Linked DNA regions of Homo sapiens: region 2 is linked to region 1. Evidence: chromatin loops called from intact Hi-C (ENCODE). Cell type or tissue: IMR-90. All regions are shown on one strand.

The links. Peaks named below come from ENCODE experiments on the same cell type or tissue, not always from the same donor. Only the 100,000 strongest peaks of a DNase experiment are listed, where the experiment ranks them.
Region 2: a loop joins it to region 1, with 2.0 times the contacts of the local background. A loop is called at or near these places in 7 of 110 quality-filtered maps.

What each region holds. Positions count from the first base shown.
Region 1 is chr5:93,616,371-93,624,370 of GRCh38, forward strand. ARB2A (ARB2 cotranscriptional regulator A) reads right to left here. Exons shown (of 11, transcript NM_032042.6): 11 at 1,355-4,759. The coding sequence ends at 4,617. It overlaps MIR2277 (microRNA 2277), which reads right to left and starts at 4,418; the gene lies at 4,326-4,418. It overlaps LOC124901028 (a long non-coding RNA gene), which reads left to right and starts at 5,312. Exons shown (of 3, transcript XR_007058874.1): 1 at 5,312-5,573. RefSeq lists an enhancer at 1,764-2,572 and a silencer at 4,927-4,976. In IMR-90, a CTCF peak has its summit at 4,347; DNase peaks (open chromatin) are centred at 4,301, 4,701, 5,251 and 6,061; H3K4me3 peaks cover 1,684 bases; H3K27ac peaks cover 859 bases.
Region 2 is chr5:93,718,338-93,726,337 of GRCh38, forward strand. The region is part of intron 10 of ARB2A (ARB2 cotranscriptional regulator A); the gene reads right to left. Among named protein-coding and RNA genes, the nearest start is that of POU5F2, 19 kb to the right of the region's middle. In IMR-90, no CTCF peak of the experiment used is centred here; no DNase peak of the experiment used is centred here.

The sequences.
Region 1 (8,000 bases):
AAAGTTGCTTAGAAGGCCTCATGGACTAAGTCAAATTTCCACTTTCAAGCTTTTTATATTCCAGGGGAAAATAGTGGTCACTGTGTGGTATCCACTTCATGGTCAAACTTTCAGGATGACTTTCTCCCATCTAGCAATTAAAGCCAACTATTTAATATTTGGTGATTTTAACCTTTGTGGTTCATTTTACAGTTATTACTTCTCTAAAACCTTTGTGCTGGGAATTAACAAGAGTTCTTCAATCTAATCACGCTCTTTGGCATCAAGGTCTCCCAATTCTAAAGTTACCATTGCATAGGCTGTTGCATAATTTTAGACGTCATGGAGAGTCCCACTGATGAAATCTGAGAAGGCTCATGTCAGACCACTGACTGCTAAAGACATCACTACATGAAAGATCAGTAGTGTGAAACTTTAAAAACATCGATCCAAATGAATCAATTAAATCAACATTCATCCCTCTTAAGTGTGTGGTTTAAAACTATCATTGTTGCTTTTTTAAAAAAACCTTACATAGATTTTGAGATAAATGCTGGAATGCTTTGATGGCTACTTCTATTCTCGAATCTCCGTTAATCGACTTTGTGCTATTCCCCTCTTTTCAACATCTTCCACTTGGTGTACATTCTTTACTTTTAGTACAGTGCATGACAGTTGCAATGCTTTAAATCTAAAACCGCCTAACAAAGCTGACGCTTTAGGTAGGGTAGCTTTAAGCTCTGTGAAGTGTTGATTAAAAACCCTTTCCCAGACTCAAACTGATCTTTTTGGAGATTAATAGAATATTAGATAAAAGGAAGACGAACAATTCAAGAGACTCCCACTCAGTCATTCTATATAAGGAAGGAAGGAAAGTATTCAATTTTTGAAAGGGAGTACCTCCTGGAGTCTTTTATTTTATATTATTATGGCCACTAATAAGTAATAATAAAATAACCACCACCATCATCCCCCTTTTTGCCACCCATATTTCAAAGATGAGAGTGTCTCACATTTAAAGACATTTTTTTTTCTCCACAGAGGCATGTGGAAAGTTTTTGAGAAATTTTTACACTTTCTGTAGTAGTACTCTTTCTTAAATGAATTAGGATTACAGACACCAACAGGAACCTGTCAGTTTACAGTAAAAAATATGATTATAACAAGAGACACACGTGTTTGGATTGAACCGCAGATAATCCAGAGAAACAAACAAAATCTAACTTATTAGCACGGATAATACAGTTAGCATATCTCTAAAAGGGGCTAAAGGTTTTAAGAAAGCTGTAAAAGAAATGTAAGTTATTTTCAGATCGAACACAGTACATCAAGAACCTATATACATGTACTTGGAGGCAACTTAAACTCACCAGACTCCTCTTGGAAAACACATTTATTTATGGCATATTCAAGTGTATTTTATAAAACAACAATTTAATTGATAGGTTGTTCAGATTTCCTTGCTAAGGAGATATTTTAGATATTAAAAACAACTGTCTTAGAAATGTTAGCTTTGTAAAAGGTGCAAGCCAAATAGTGACTCAACTAAAGTTAGGATATTACCTTACAGCAATACTAACAGAAATAAAAAGTAGCCAGAAGGTTTAAAATATTGACGGATGCTGTCTCATCCTTCCTTTTATGTTTTTGCTTTAAAAAATCTCTATGCAATTGGTGAATAAGCAAGAATTCTTCTGAGCAAGAATAATAACACCGCTGTTGTTGGGAAAATTGTTTTTATTTTAAAATGGAAATGGAAATATAATATACAGGAAAAGCTTGTGCTTTCCTTTTTTTTTTTTACTTCGCATAAACAATAATAATGCAATCCAGGTCAAAGCACGAGGCAGAAACTCGAGAAAAGAACAGTTATTAAAGGTACATGGTCTTCTTTTCAAATATCCATGAAAACATTTAACGACGGGATGGCTAGTACCTATAGAAAGCTCCAAAGCAATAATCTGGCCTTTAAGTTTCGACGGGACTATTTTGAATCTTAGATTTATCAGTCACTCCTTTCCCATTCTACTTGTTCTAAGAATTAAGTATATAATTAAAATAAAAAGGCCACATCCTGACTTTAAATCTCCACTCTCCTAAAAACCTGTTTGAGGAAACAAAAATGGGGAAGAAGATCAGAACAAAAATATTGTTAACACTGGCCGTCCTCATGCAGGTGGGCTACTACCAACGCTGGTTGTTACTCCAGGAAAATCGAGGTGAACATTATTACATTTATATCAACAAACCCATAATCAACAGGTTAAAAAATCCTACATTACAAAGAATCTGATCACTTATCAGTTGGTGGTCTGGAATAGTTTGCCTAGCTCCCTCTGGGCTGCTACAGCTCAGATTCACAAGTAGAAATTACATTTACACAACTTAAGTTTGCAAATAGCTCTCCATAAATAGTTAAACCAGGCCTAACCATCCAGTAGTTTTAAAGTATTAGAGGCAATTAAATAGTGATTTATTCTAGCTATAAGTAAAGGTTTAAAAAGAGGAGAGATGATTTCAGAGAAGGAATAGCAGTGATTTGGTTTATAAACAGCATATTTATTGTGCTCTAATTCAGGTGCAGAAGCTTCGCCAATTTAGCATTGCACAAGTGTTGGTTTTTTATAAATGCTATAAAATTGTTTCCTGTCAACATTTTCTTATACTGAAAACACAACACAATTTATAATACCTTGAAAAATATATTCAATTCACATCAATTCTTGAATCTCTCACTGGAAGGAATGTTTGTCCCTCAACTAAGATTCCGGAACACTGCTGAAGATACCATTATTTTACACAGTTCACCACTACTTCTAAAATAGTAATGATTGGATAAAAAGGGTCAATATCACAGACAAATGTGCTTGATGTTGTTGGGGTTTACTCATTTTAAGCCATCTGGTAGCTGAATAAAATGCCATTTTGATTTTTCCTCCTATATAGTTGATTTTGCTTAAGTAACACGAAAATATATGCATACCTGAGCACTGAAAAAACATCTTTAATTTGTCATCATTAAGACTATAGAACCAATGAATGTACTTGTATGTCAAACACAGCAATGAGATATTAACAGCTTTAAAACTTGTTGAAATCGGTTCATAATATAAAAACATTTAAGCACGAAGTGGTTGATTTTAAGTTACTTTTCTGAGGCATTAGACAGTTCGAAGTCATTTTGGGTACATTTTATCATGTCCTCAAATAAGGCAGGCATATTAATTGTTGCACACACTTTAAAAAAGGATGAAAACTATTAAATTTATGTTCTCATCTATTAGAAACAATCTTTACTAGGTAATTAAACTTTTCAAGTAATTAAAATATAATGTGAAATTTTAAGATTTTAATCTAAAAGTCAGCAAAACCTTAACATCTCCTGTATTTCACAGTGTTGGCCACATCTTAGCTGGATTAAAATAATTGTTCAAACTGTAGGGCTAAACCCTACAGAGGAAGCGGAGTGCTAAAAATTATACCATTGGACTGAGAGAAGAAATTCTTTCACACCAAGTCCTTCTCTTCTTGTTAAAGCAGAAAACTAAAAGGATAATTTTAGCCCCACTTAGCCTTTCAGAAGAAAAAGGCTGCAGAGCACAAAGGTTTCGTTTCCTGATGACAATAAAAAAATTCTCTCCCTAGAAGGGCCTAACTCCAGGAAAGCTCAGAATAGATCATTCTGGAAAGGATTAACAACAACCTTTCTCCACAGAGAGATTTAAAAAGCAAAACTTAAGTGTGTTATATCTAAATTACAATGCCACACAGTACACATTATGTGTTTAAAAAGTAAAGTCAATCCCAGTGATAACAGTTGGAAATTCCATTGAAAATGGGACCTTCACACCTACACTTAAAAGAGCTGCCCATCATTGTTTTGGTTTTAACAGTCTCTTCTGAAATCAGAGACTTGTGTAAACTCTCACAATTAGCTGGCAAAAGGATTTTCAGCAGTAATGCGGATTCAGTACTTTATAGATTTTTATGCAGAGTTGTTTTTTTTTCTGGTCCCGAAATGAAAACAGGGAGAGAACAATTTGCATTCCCCAAACTACATGGTACATCATGGCATTCAGGTTCTGAATTTGAAATCGGCTTTGGAGTGTGTGTGGAACTTCCTTAAAAAAAAAAAAAAAGAGGTGGGTAATAAGATGCCCTCAGGGAAAAACCTAGTGAAAATGGAAATCTGAAGTCTGGAATAGAAGTTTGCTCCAGTTGAGAGCGGGGAAAGATGGACATGATTAAGGAGGGGGAAGCAGCAGCGGCTCCGCTACGGCGGGCGCTAGGACCGCGCCGACGCCGCCGGACCCGCAGCGCCCGCGCGGTCTCCTTCAGGGCAATTAGAGCTTCGCCGGCCGAGCCAGGCAGGGCGCTGTCAGCCTTAATGTGAGCGCTGACTGGCAGCGCTCAGCCCGCGCTCAGCCCGCAGGAAGCACGACCAGTGAACCCATATTGCTTTGACAGTTGCACTCATCTAGAAATAATGCAAAACGCTATTTAGATGTATATATCACGACCCTGGGCTCTGGGAAGAAAACAATCTAATGAGGGGCTGGGAGTCCGCTCGACACAAGCAGTGAGGAGGCGTGCGGGTGGGTGCGCCAGGGCGGCCTCCCCCGTCGCGCTCGCTCCTCTTACAGCTCTTCGTGCTTGATGCGGTGGGAGCGGCGCGTCACAGCCGGCTTCAGGGAGCTGGTCTTGGCCTCTGAGGCTTCGGTAAAGAATTTGAAAATAGACGGAAAGCTCTTCCAGGAAGTTAGCTCGTGACGGTCGGTGCCTGCAAAGAACAACACATTCGGTTACCAGGTGGCCACGCGGGGCCAGGCGCGGTGAGGGCGGCGAGGGCCAGGCCGAGCCCCGGCTCCCGACCACCCGGTCCCGCCCCTCCCCGCCCCTCCCGCCTGCGCCCCGCCTCAGCCGCCCGCGCCCCGCCCCTCAGCCAGGACCCCCGCCCCCTCGCGGGCGCGGGCCAGCCGACTCCCAGGGCACAACTAGGGCTGCGGGGTCACTTGCCCCCTGGCTCAGAGGAACTCAGACTTCGCTATCCGCGGCGTCTAGGCGTCTCCGGCCTCAGTCCCCATCCCTCTCCCAACGCGGGGACGCGGCCCGGATCTGTCCCGGGGTCGTCCGAGGCGCGGCTGGCCGCCCGAGGCCTCCGCCTCTCCGGGCCAATGGAAGCGCTGGGCGGGAAGGGCCACTCCCTCTCCCTCCGGGAAACCACCCACTCCCGAGACTCGGCGCGCGCGGGGATTGGTTTCCCCTGCGTGCGGGATCGCACAGCGCCTGTTTCCTTGCTTCCCAAGGGGGTGGTGTGGAGGGGAAGGGGGAATGATTTTTCTTGCGTCTCCCGGAAGCTGTGCTGTTAGACACAATTACCTCAGCTAGGTCACTGAGACCAAATCATACGGGACGCTTAATGAAGGACCGCATTCAAAAGGGATTACGCCTTGAAGTGTCCTGGCGGGCGACATTTTTACAGATTTTAAGGGGCAAATTTAGAACAGCTAAAAAAAAGGTTTCAAAGCCGTGACTACTAAAAGAGCATCTAGGCCTCCCATTTTATCAGGAGGAATTCAACTTAGAAAATGCAGGTTAGTTGTCAATTTATGGGGTTACTTTATTTTACTACGGCTTCTCTCTGTGGTTTCGATGTAATACTAATGTACAGCATGTTTTCAAATCAAATCGACCTTCAGTTTAACACAGGCAGCGGATAACACGGATGCAAGCATAAGAACAGATGAGGAAATACATTTAGCTATTTTTGACTCCCTGTGATGGCTTATGTAGCATTTTACCAGTGGCTTCATAAATGAGCACTTTTTAAAATTAAAAATTAAAATAATTACAGACTTCCACAGAAATAATGAGTGAATAGCTTTTAAACAGTTGAAATCTCTTCCTAGATCACTCAATTATGCAGAGAGATACCGCTTGGAAGTCTCCGGATTCAGGGCCTCAGTCTGATACTTTAACATTGTTAATGATAATTCTTTAGTCTGTAATAGTAGGTCATTGCTATGGTTACTCTACAATGGTGCAACACTTTGCTTTCCCCTTCAGCTATTCGCTGAGACCTGGTAACCACATTTGTTGCCTAGCAACAGTTTTGTGACAGTATCACAATCTAGGAGTTACAACAATAAGGATGCTATGGCTGCTGTCGGCCAGAGAGCAGAAAGCTACAGTCTGTGCCTGACTTAGCTGTGGGAGCTGGCCCTACTAGAGAACCCCTCTCTCTTTATCAGTGCCCTCCCAAGGATTCTCTCTATCCTCCTTTCCTCTGCAGACTGGCCTCATGAACTTGAATTTGAAACTAAGACCCAGTATTAAAGTCATATCCCCCAACTCAGACTAAAAATGAGGTCATTTTATTTGCTTACTCATTTTGGGCAAAATTCATTGTTACTCAATAGGAAGGAGGGATGAGTGTAGGTTTATCTTGTTAAATCCTAAAGTGCTAGGTGGATTTTGACAATTCTTCATAGAATTCTTGGGGGAAAATTATATATATATGCCTGCTTGCATCAATAGGTGTTATAATACATAACATCTAGATATTATTATATTTTTACTGATTTATTCAAATGACAATCTTAAAGGATTCTTTTGAATTTGGAGGCATTTATATTTTCCAAACCTAACTGAGCAGTTCTACATATGCTCAGACATACCTGCTTTAAATGATATTTGCGGGTAGATCTAGGAGGACCAGTTTCTGGATAGGGTTATCAAATGTGTGTCTCTATTCTATAGTGTTTGCAACCCTAGTTTCACTTCAGTAATAACTACACAGTTGCACTTATAATGGTAGGACATTTTAAAATCAATTGTAATTCATTTTGAAAGACCATTCTCAGATGCATACTACGTGGCAACACCCACCCCCAAATACAATAAGCCAAAAAAAAAAAAAAAGGTGTTAATTGTCTCTTTTCGTAACCATTTCCCAAGCTTACAGCCACATTTGGCATTTCCTCCATAGTGATCACACTTACACCTACTAGTGTTACTAAGGCTATGATCAATTTGTAAGCTTTCTCAGGGAATTCCCCTCATAATTCCTCCCACCCCTTGAAACCAATTCAATCTATGAATCTAGAGGGACCTAAGGAGTCAACGGTCTGAAGCAATTTTAACTCCTTTATTTCTTCTTTACGGGTAACAATCCTTCTGAAGGATGAACAGATTTCCCTGGTGATAAAATCACTACAAAAGCTTTTTAGTTTTAGCTTTTGATGACTCTCTGCTTGATTAGTCCTGGACTGAAAAGACCAGAGTCCCTGAGATAACTGAATACTTGTACTGGCTCTCAACATTTACTCTTGTAATTTAAGAGTATAAATAATGAGAATGTGTGCTTCTGTCAGACGAAGGGAAATTGCTAGGAGTAAAGGTAATAAGGTAGGTTAGCAACTGAATTACAGAGAATGGGGTGGAAGGGAGAGAATTCTCCCTAAACTAAGGAATGATAACATGAATATGTAATATAAAAATGTCTTTTCTAAATTTTTGGAAGTAGATTTTAAATGATTTTTAGAATACCATTCAGAAGTTGAATAATTACATGTCTAACTTGGACTGCATATATACATTTCAAGAATATGTTTGGAGACCATTTTCAAAAATTTAGGTCCAAAGTTCAGTGAAAATATTTACAGATGAATATGAAACTCTATCCATGACAATGTTCAGTGAATGGAAACTTTTGAGAGCAGGTTTCTAGTACTTAAAAAATACATCACTTTAGGGGACATTAAGTGGGATGCTTTTTATTACATCAGTACAGAAACACTAGACCATTACATTATTTGTTCATAAAAGGATATAAAAGGTAGAAGTTTAGGTCAATCAAAAAAGCAGCCATTTATTAATAAAATGCAATGATGTAGAAATCACAGGGAAACTAGTTTATTTAGCACTAACCTTGTCATTTGAAGGGGAAAAACATGGTTTTATGGTTAAGGTCTAGTCTTTTCACTACCACCACTTTACCCTTATCAGAAGTCTCTACTTTT
Region 2 (8,000 bases), 100 kb after region 1:
CTGAGGCAGGAGAATGGCGTGAACCCGGGAGGCAGAGTTTGCAGTGAGCCGAGATTGTGCCACTGCTCCAGCCTGGGCAATGGAGCGAGACTCCGTCTCAGCAAAAAAAAAAGTATGGCTCAGAATAGTGATAGGAAGTTTTTTGTATCCAAAACTCAGAATAACAGAACGTGGAGAAAAAATATATCAAGGCATACAAATCATAATGTAATGTATGTTAAAGTAGACTCTTTAATGTCTGCAACTACATTAACAGTCATACATAATCCCCAGTTACTTGTAAGGCCCTAATATATAATTTGTTCCCAGGAAATGAAAGACTTATCACTTCTGAAAAATGTCTAATTGTAACAACAACAACAACAACAACGTCTGTCCATTTTACTTCTAAGGAGTGGCTTCCTAATGAGAAGTCATACCTTAACATGTTACTGATTTTTGGCTAAAGAGTGATTCAGATTATTTTTCTACCTTTATTTATTTAATGTTTCCTAGCTTTTTTCTCATCTCTCTAAAGGTTCTTTGGTAGTACCTCTTTCTATTTCACTGGAAACCATCTATTAATGAGATTTCCCTATCACTTTACTGCCAATAAATCAAACCTACTGATTCACTCCTGATGCAGATGCCTGATTTCCATTCTTTAGGCAACACTGACAGCTCTCTCTTGGATGTCTTCTGTAGACATCCTATCATTTCTTTAAACTCAATGGGTGGAGCTCATCTTAACTTTTTCTAGCACTCCTTCATTTTTGCAGCATCACTGGATATCCTCACTTCTTGCCTGCCCACACAGGAGATTTCTCCATAACTTTTATATTCCTTAAAATGTCAAAACCTTCATAAAATTATCCTGAGTTTTCTACCATGGCTGTTGTCTGTAGGCCAAAATAAACCAGCTGTTACAAGCTGAAACATTTGATCTGTTTGAGCTCCTAGGCTATAGGGTGCTTATTTAATTCTGTCTGAATTAAAGCATTAGAAAAGAATCTTAGAGCTGGAAAGTATAGAAATCATCTACCTAACCATCTAATATTTAAAAGATTACAGATCCAGAGACGTTCAACTGGCCCGAAGCCACATATAGGTTAGTCATTCTCATCTTTTTGCACTCACCATGTGCTTTTTTAGTCCTCTGCAATTATTATGCTCCTCAAAACAGAACTGGGGAGAACAATCAATTAAATTTGCCACAGATAACATTTCTACCACTTCCAGCCAGCATATTCCTTCTATTTTTACTATTATATCTTCCATGCACTTTTTCACCACATCTCAAGGTGATGATTCTCTGATTCTCCCTTTCTTATCTGCCTGTTAAAACATGTGTGCTAGGCTCTTATGCTTACAAGCTGCTGTGATCACATTATTTCCTTGCAGAAACTGCTTATTAAGTCAAAATGAACATTTCCAAATATCCATCTACTATCTATCTCCAAAACCTAAAATTTTAGCATCTCATGTTTCCTATCTGTTTGGTTCCCTTCCTTTAAGTAATACAGATAGAAAATCCTTTGGTTTCTATTTCAGCACTCCGAAAATTTGTTGAGCTTCTTTTCTCATTTTCCTTATGCTTACTTTTCTAAGCACTTTGGAGTAGGTTCCTCCTCTTCCAGTCTTCAGCACCAAAAGAGATGTGCATCATTTTTGCTGTTTTCCCTTATCTGCTCAGGCCGTCATGCCGTTTCCTTTTCAAATCCTGTCAGGATACCCGTTTATGAATTCTTTGTAAAACCCATCTAATTACTGGACTGCAGTCAACAGCTATCGCTTAATCTTCAATTCTGTTTCCTCATATCCTTTAATTTTAGAAACATAGAACCCTAGAATTGAAGTAGATATTAAAGACGCTTTATTCTAATCTATCCAATGTAAAAATTCCCTCTATCAAATTCTTGAAAAGTGGTTATTAAGCCTTCATTTGACTGCTTCAAAAGACGGAAAGCTTGCCAGTTTACAATGCAGCCCATTCCATTTCTTAAAACAATTCAATCATTATATTGGGCCTCTTTAGTTTCCATAATCCACAATCAAAGCCTTTGTCATAATGTCTATTTAGAACCTAATCTATAGTTCAGGGTTAAGATCAGCTAAATCATTAAATCTTCTCTGAGTTCTTTCGGTGTCATATCTTTAAGATCTGGATGCTATTTATTCAGTCTCAAGAGATGCTTTCCCCCAGTGGTACTGAACATTTACCACCAACTGTGCCAAATAATTCAATAATATAAAAATTTCAACTGGACCATTAAGAGAAAAAATGAAAATCTTCAACTGATACTAGCTCTATAGTTTTCCAAGAAACTGGTCTGCATAAGATGTTAGTAACTTGTGATAAGGTAGTGAGTTGGTTAAAAGTCTAAGACAAGCTCGAATGCTAATATATTAACTTTAACAGAGTGAGAAAACTATATACCCATGAGACTTTATTTCTCTTGCTTAAAAAGTAATTATATTTCAGGCATTTATGATGAGCAATCTGTGTTTTGGTTTTCCTACTTTTTACTTTGTTAAAAGTCAAATAAGTGCCAGACTCACTGTTTTCTTTTTCATTGTGTGATGCCTAACTAAACTGGTAGGTGTATACCCACCTTCATGTGTATATTCTGCTTCTGAAATAAAATGGATGAAAAACATTATATTTAATGTCAACATACCCCAAAGCCTTGTTGTGAAAGGCACAATTTTGAAAAAACTGAATAAATGAATAATATAGTTTACTTTAATAGTATAATCTTAAGATTAAGGAAACAGGCTAATTCTCTCAACTGGTTTAAGTTTCATTGAAAGGGTAGTTTTTAATTTGATAGGTTTGTAAAGGGGGAAGGCAGGAAGCAGAGGGGTGGAACCTAGCGAGGCAGCTCTGTAAGATGAATTGCTGTCAGGGTGAAGCGGCTGGTTACAGTAATAGCTGGAAACCATAAGTGTTACAGGCTTTGAAGTCAGTTCAGCTTTGATGTCTTACTCTCATAGTTAATCGTAAGATAGTATGGAAGGGGCAAAAAAATAAGGCTTTCTAATACTGTGCTTGGTGTCATTGCTCAGGAAATCCTAGCATGAAAAAAGATTGGTGTCTGTGTGAACTTTAAGTGTAGCATTAGTCTGCTCTTTTTTTAAAAAAGTTTTTAAATTATTGATGCACTAATTACCATATTTGTTAGTTTGAGGCAAGTACATGCACATGTAGGAACATGTGTTATTAGAACATGTGAATCAATCAATAAGGATACACATGAATAATTATTTGGGTTTGTTATCATGCTAGGTATTGCTGAGATCAAATTATATAGCTGTGTTTCCCAACGTTGAGGAACTTATTAGCTGAGGACTAGTAATCTTGCTGCAGGAAGTTAAAAATTCACAGGAAGGAGCCTTAGACATCATCTAATCCAAGACCAAAGTCCAAAGAAGATGGCCTGTTCTGGAAACAAGAGATCAAACTGCCAAGTATACACATGAATTAAATAAACCACAATAAATAGATAATATGGAGAAATGAAGGGATAAGAGCATCTTATGACTTCTTGGATAGAAGAAAAATTATAGGAATTTCATGTTTCAATAGAGCATTGTTTCCCTATTAATTTGTGTAACACTTTTATGTATTTTGCTATATGCAGAAACTACCAGCACTACTAAAATACCTAGCATTTCCTTCACCTCAACTCACTTTCTCTATTTGCCTAGTCCCAAACAATAACATCCACTACATGGGTTTTGTGTTATTCTAATACATATTAGAATAAACAAATAACTATTAAAATAAAAAACAGTTTACCTATGAGCCACCAGTGGTGTGTGTATAAAACATGAAGGCGGAGGATTCATGGGAAGAATACATCTTTATTATTTCTTTGGGTACTTAAATAAGAACTATGGATTTAAAGTCTGTGCTCTTAAAGTATTTAAATGTGTCCTTAATGTGTGTTCAGTGACCTAGATAATCTGAATTTAAAATATTCTTTTCTTTGGGGTTGTGTGGTTTGATCCTTCTCATCTTAAAACTTTGTTTAGTTATGGGACCTACTCCAACTTACTTTATGCACAGTAAATAATGTGTACTTTAAAAAAATCTATAACGTATATCATAATAATGACAGCCTGAGATTAAGACTGCAAAATAAAAAGCTGAAAGGGAAAAAGTTTCCTTTTGACTTTTTCTCAATAGTGCTATCTTGCTGCCTGTTGCTTTAAAAGAAAAAAAGCTTTCTAGCTTTTCTAGGTAGAAACTAACTACAGGAACAACATTACATATATTACTTTAATGGGAAAAGAAAAAGAGTGATTAAAGTTCTGGGGCATTCCTCTTGTTTATGTGTTGGTATCACATAAGAGAAGGAAGCCAAAGCCAGATACTAGAAGAAAGGGGTTAACTACACCTCATGGAAGCGAGAGGTTATTCCTCTGTTACATTCTTATCCTTTAACTGCATTAGAATTGACTGTAAACATAAACAAAAGCCACCGGTGGGCAATTAAATTTGAAGAAGTAGCCCATAAAAACTGGAATATTCAGCATGTATAACAATCAGTTACACAACATCTGATTTAATAGTTAGATTTTAAGCGTTCCTCTTACAATACATGTTAAATGTTCTCAACAAATCATATTCTATAATGCAGTAAAATGACAATTTCAATGTAGTCTAAGGCTGGTAGGACAAGAATATTAAAGCAAATTAAACCATAATCTTTCATTTACATTTAGAGGTTAAAAATCTGTAGTCATTTGTGACAAGAGCTTTCAAATGAATTTGCCATTCCCAAAGTCATCTCAGTAGACAGGAAGGAGGAACTTGGCATGTGACCAACAAATTATGAGAGAGCAACACCTCAAGGTTAGAGGGCACTGATGACTTCAACAAATCTCACCAGCTAAGGCAACAGATTAAGCTGGGGGATAGGATGCCCTACAACCTTAACCTGTTAATACCTTTAAATTCTTAAGACTGACCTCTAGTCTGCTCTTTCATATTAGTTGTTAGTTACACTAATTACAGCTTAACTGGTATTGTTGGCACCAGTTTTTCTCCCAAAAGACATGTAGAGAAAGGTTATCTCTAATAGCTTCAAATAACTTCAGCCAAATTCTGTTGTGCACATGAGGAGCACCTACCTCCAGTTTTGAATGGGTCTTTTATAGACATCAAAGCTAAGACACTAAAAGCAATGTGTGTTTGTGGATTCTATAAAGCATTTCATAAAGGAAGCTGTAAAAATAAGAACAGTAACTTCTGTAACTAGAACTTTAGAATGGTTTAAAACAAGGTAATTTGTTTTATTTTTTAATATTTATTTTCAACAAACAGTGGCTGGTGATGTCATATACAAGGAGCTAGTTATACCTTATCGATGCTAGTGAAGTAAAAATACTTGGCCCATGAAATCCCGTCAAAATTTATGGTTTTTAAAAAGGGATAATGAAATTTCTATCACGACCTTTTAGAGCTGTTTTAAGTTCAACATTTACATTGATGTTAACCTAAGATTCCATGGAGTTGTGCCTAGGATTCCAAAGCCCATTTACAAAGATTCAAATACCATCTGTGAAGCTGCTGTAAATTACTCTGTAACATTAATCTTTAAACAAGGCACTAAATCAGAGTAGAAACATACCACAGAGATTTAGAGCAAGAGTCATAACTGAATTATTGAGATTAATGTAAATAGCTTCACGTATAAGAATTGCAGGTTCTTAATATCAGACTGTTTTTGCTTTGAATGAAACATAAGATTTCTTCTAAATCTTAAAAATAAATTACTAATTTCTAAATGACACTGACACTTTTTTTTTTCATGCAAAAAGAAGAGTAAAAATGATCGGTGAATGGAGTTGTTAACCTAAGGGTGCTCCGAGTTAAGAAATATATTAACAAAAATCTGATGATGCAAAATAGACACAGTAGGGAGCAATTAACATTACCAAAAGAAACTTCATTTTACAAAAGGGAATCTTTAAACCAAGCCTAGTCTTCTCAAAAGACGTCCGCCAACAGATACTTGACTTAAATGAACTCTTTGGGGGAAACAAAGTCCTGTAACAGTCAATTATAGTATCACGTGTCATCACATCCAAGACACCATTGATTATAAGATTCATCATTGCTTTTTATATCATTTCAAAAGAAAAACATTGCCAATTAAGCTATGGCATGATGCTTTCTTATCACTTATTGCAAGATGTATTCAAACTTTAGCTAGTTAAAATTATGTCTTGTAATTAATGAAATAAAATATTTTATGATAAATTGACTTTTCTATCAATATATCAAATGATGAAACTGTTTTTGTGAGAGCAAGCTAATTTTGAAATATAGTCACTAGGTGATACAGTAATCCTCCCTTATCCCCCAGTGGATGCCTGAAATCATGGATAGTACCAAACCCTACATATACAGTGTTTTGTTTTATGCATACATACCTATGATAAAGTTTAATTTATAAATCAGGCAGAGTAAGAGATGAACAACAGTAAGTAATAATAAGATAGAACAATTATCACAATATGCCATCATCACTACTCTTGCCCTTTGGGGTCATTATTAAGTAAAATAAGGATTATGTGAACACAAACACTATGATACTGCCACAGCTGATACAATAACTGAGACAGCTATTAAGTGACTAATGGGAGGTTGGCATATATGGAGTGAATATGCTGGACAAAGGGATGATTAATGTTCCATGAGGGACAGAGTAGGATAGCGTAAGAGTTCATCATACTACTTAGAATGATGCACAACTTAAAACTTAAGAATTGTTTATTTCTGGAATTTTCCATTTAATATTTTTTGGCCATGATTGACTGTAAGTAACTGAACCTGTGGAAAGCAAAACTGCAAATAAGGGGGGAACTACTGTATTAAATAAGTTTGCTCTACATAAAGCACTGAAAGAACATTAACCGTATATTTTCTACCTTCTCTGAGGATATAAGAGGAAGAACAGTAGCTGGTATAGTGATTTTAGTTTGCTTGACTAATTTATGGACGAATTAATACCCCTATCTCTTTCCACTAGGGATTTAAGGCAGACTACAAGAAAATCATAAGCAACAAAGTTATTTCAGAAATGAAAAACAGAAAATCAGAACTGCGGAAAAGAACAAAAACAAGAGCATTGTAAGAATTTAATTAGATATAAACATAATTTATGCATAACAATCTAGGTTCTGGATATTTATTTTTCACTGCAATTTCAAAATAAAACATGTTTATCAATGAGATTTTAGGGATTCCTTTGCCTGAAGCTTAGGAACAAATGAGATGACAAATGCAAGGACCTTGCTAATCCCAAAGAATTTCTATAAAACAGATTATTACAATCTACTGTTACTTGTTAAAAAGATAGATACCAAATGAAAGTATGATCAAGACAGAAATTAAATACTGGTAAGAATAACCCCAAAATATTAGCAGCTCTCCCTTAAAAAGATTAAATTGGTTGTACCAGAAGATAAAATAGGATTAATATGAAGAACTAACAGACTAAGTCTCCGTATGCTTACATGTCCTCCTGGTCTGTGGTACCAATGCCAGTAAGCTATCTTAGGATATAGGTAGGTGGATAAGGGGGCTCATGTCAGAGATTACAGGTTCTGAATGAAATGAACAGTACTGCAAGAAGGCCCTCCACATAGCAGGCCTCAGGCTTTATGTGGTAATTGGTTGATACAGCAAAAATGACTTGGGGCACTGTGCTAACATTGAGGTCTATTTCAGAATCATAGATTCGAACATCAGTCAAGTGATGGATCAGTTCTAGTGTTTATAATATTGGATCTTCCTATGTGCAATATCCTACACTTTCTCTTTTCTCTGTATCAGAAACCTGAGATCTAATTGTGGCCTGTATATTAAATTTTTCAAGAAACTGGAAAAATTGACACAAGGACGATGGTGGACATATTCAAAACTCTTCTCTGGGGAAGCATTTCTCTTCAACTCCATATAGTCTTCACTGGGCTGTCAACTATAATACCATGCCCTACCCCCAACCCCC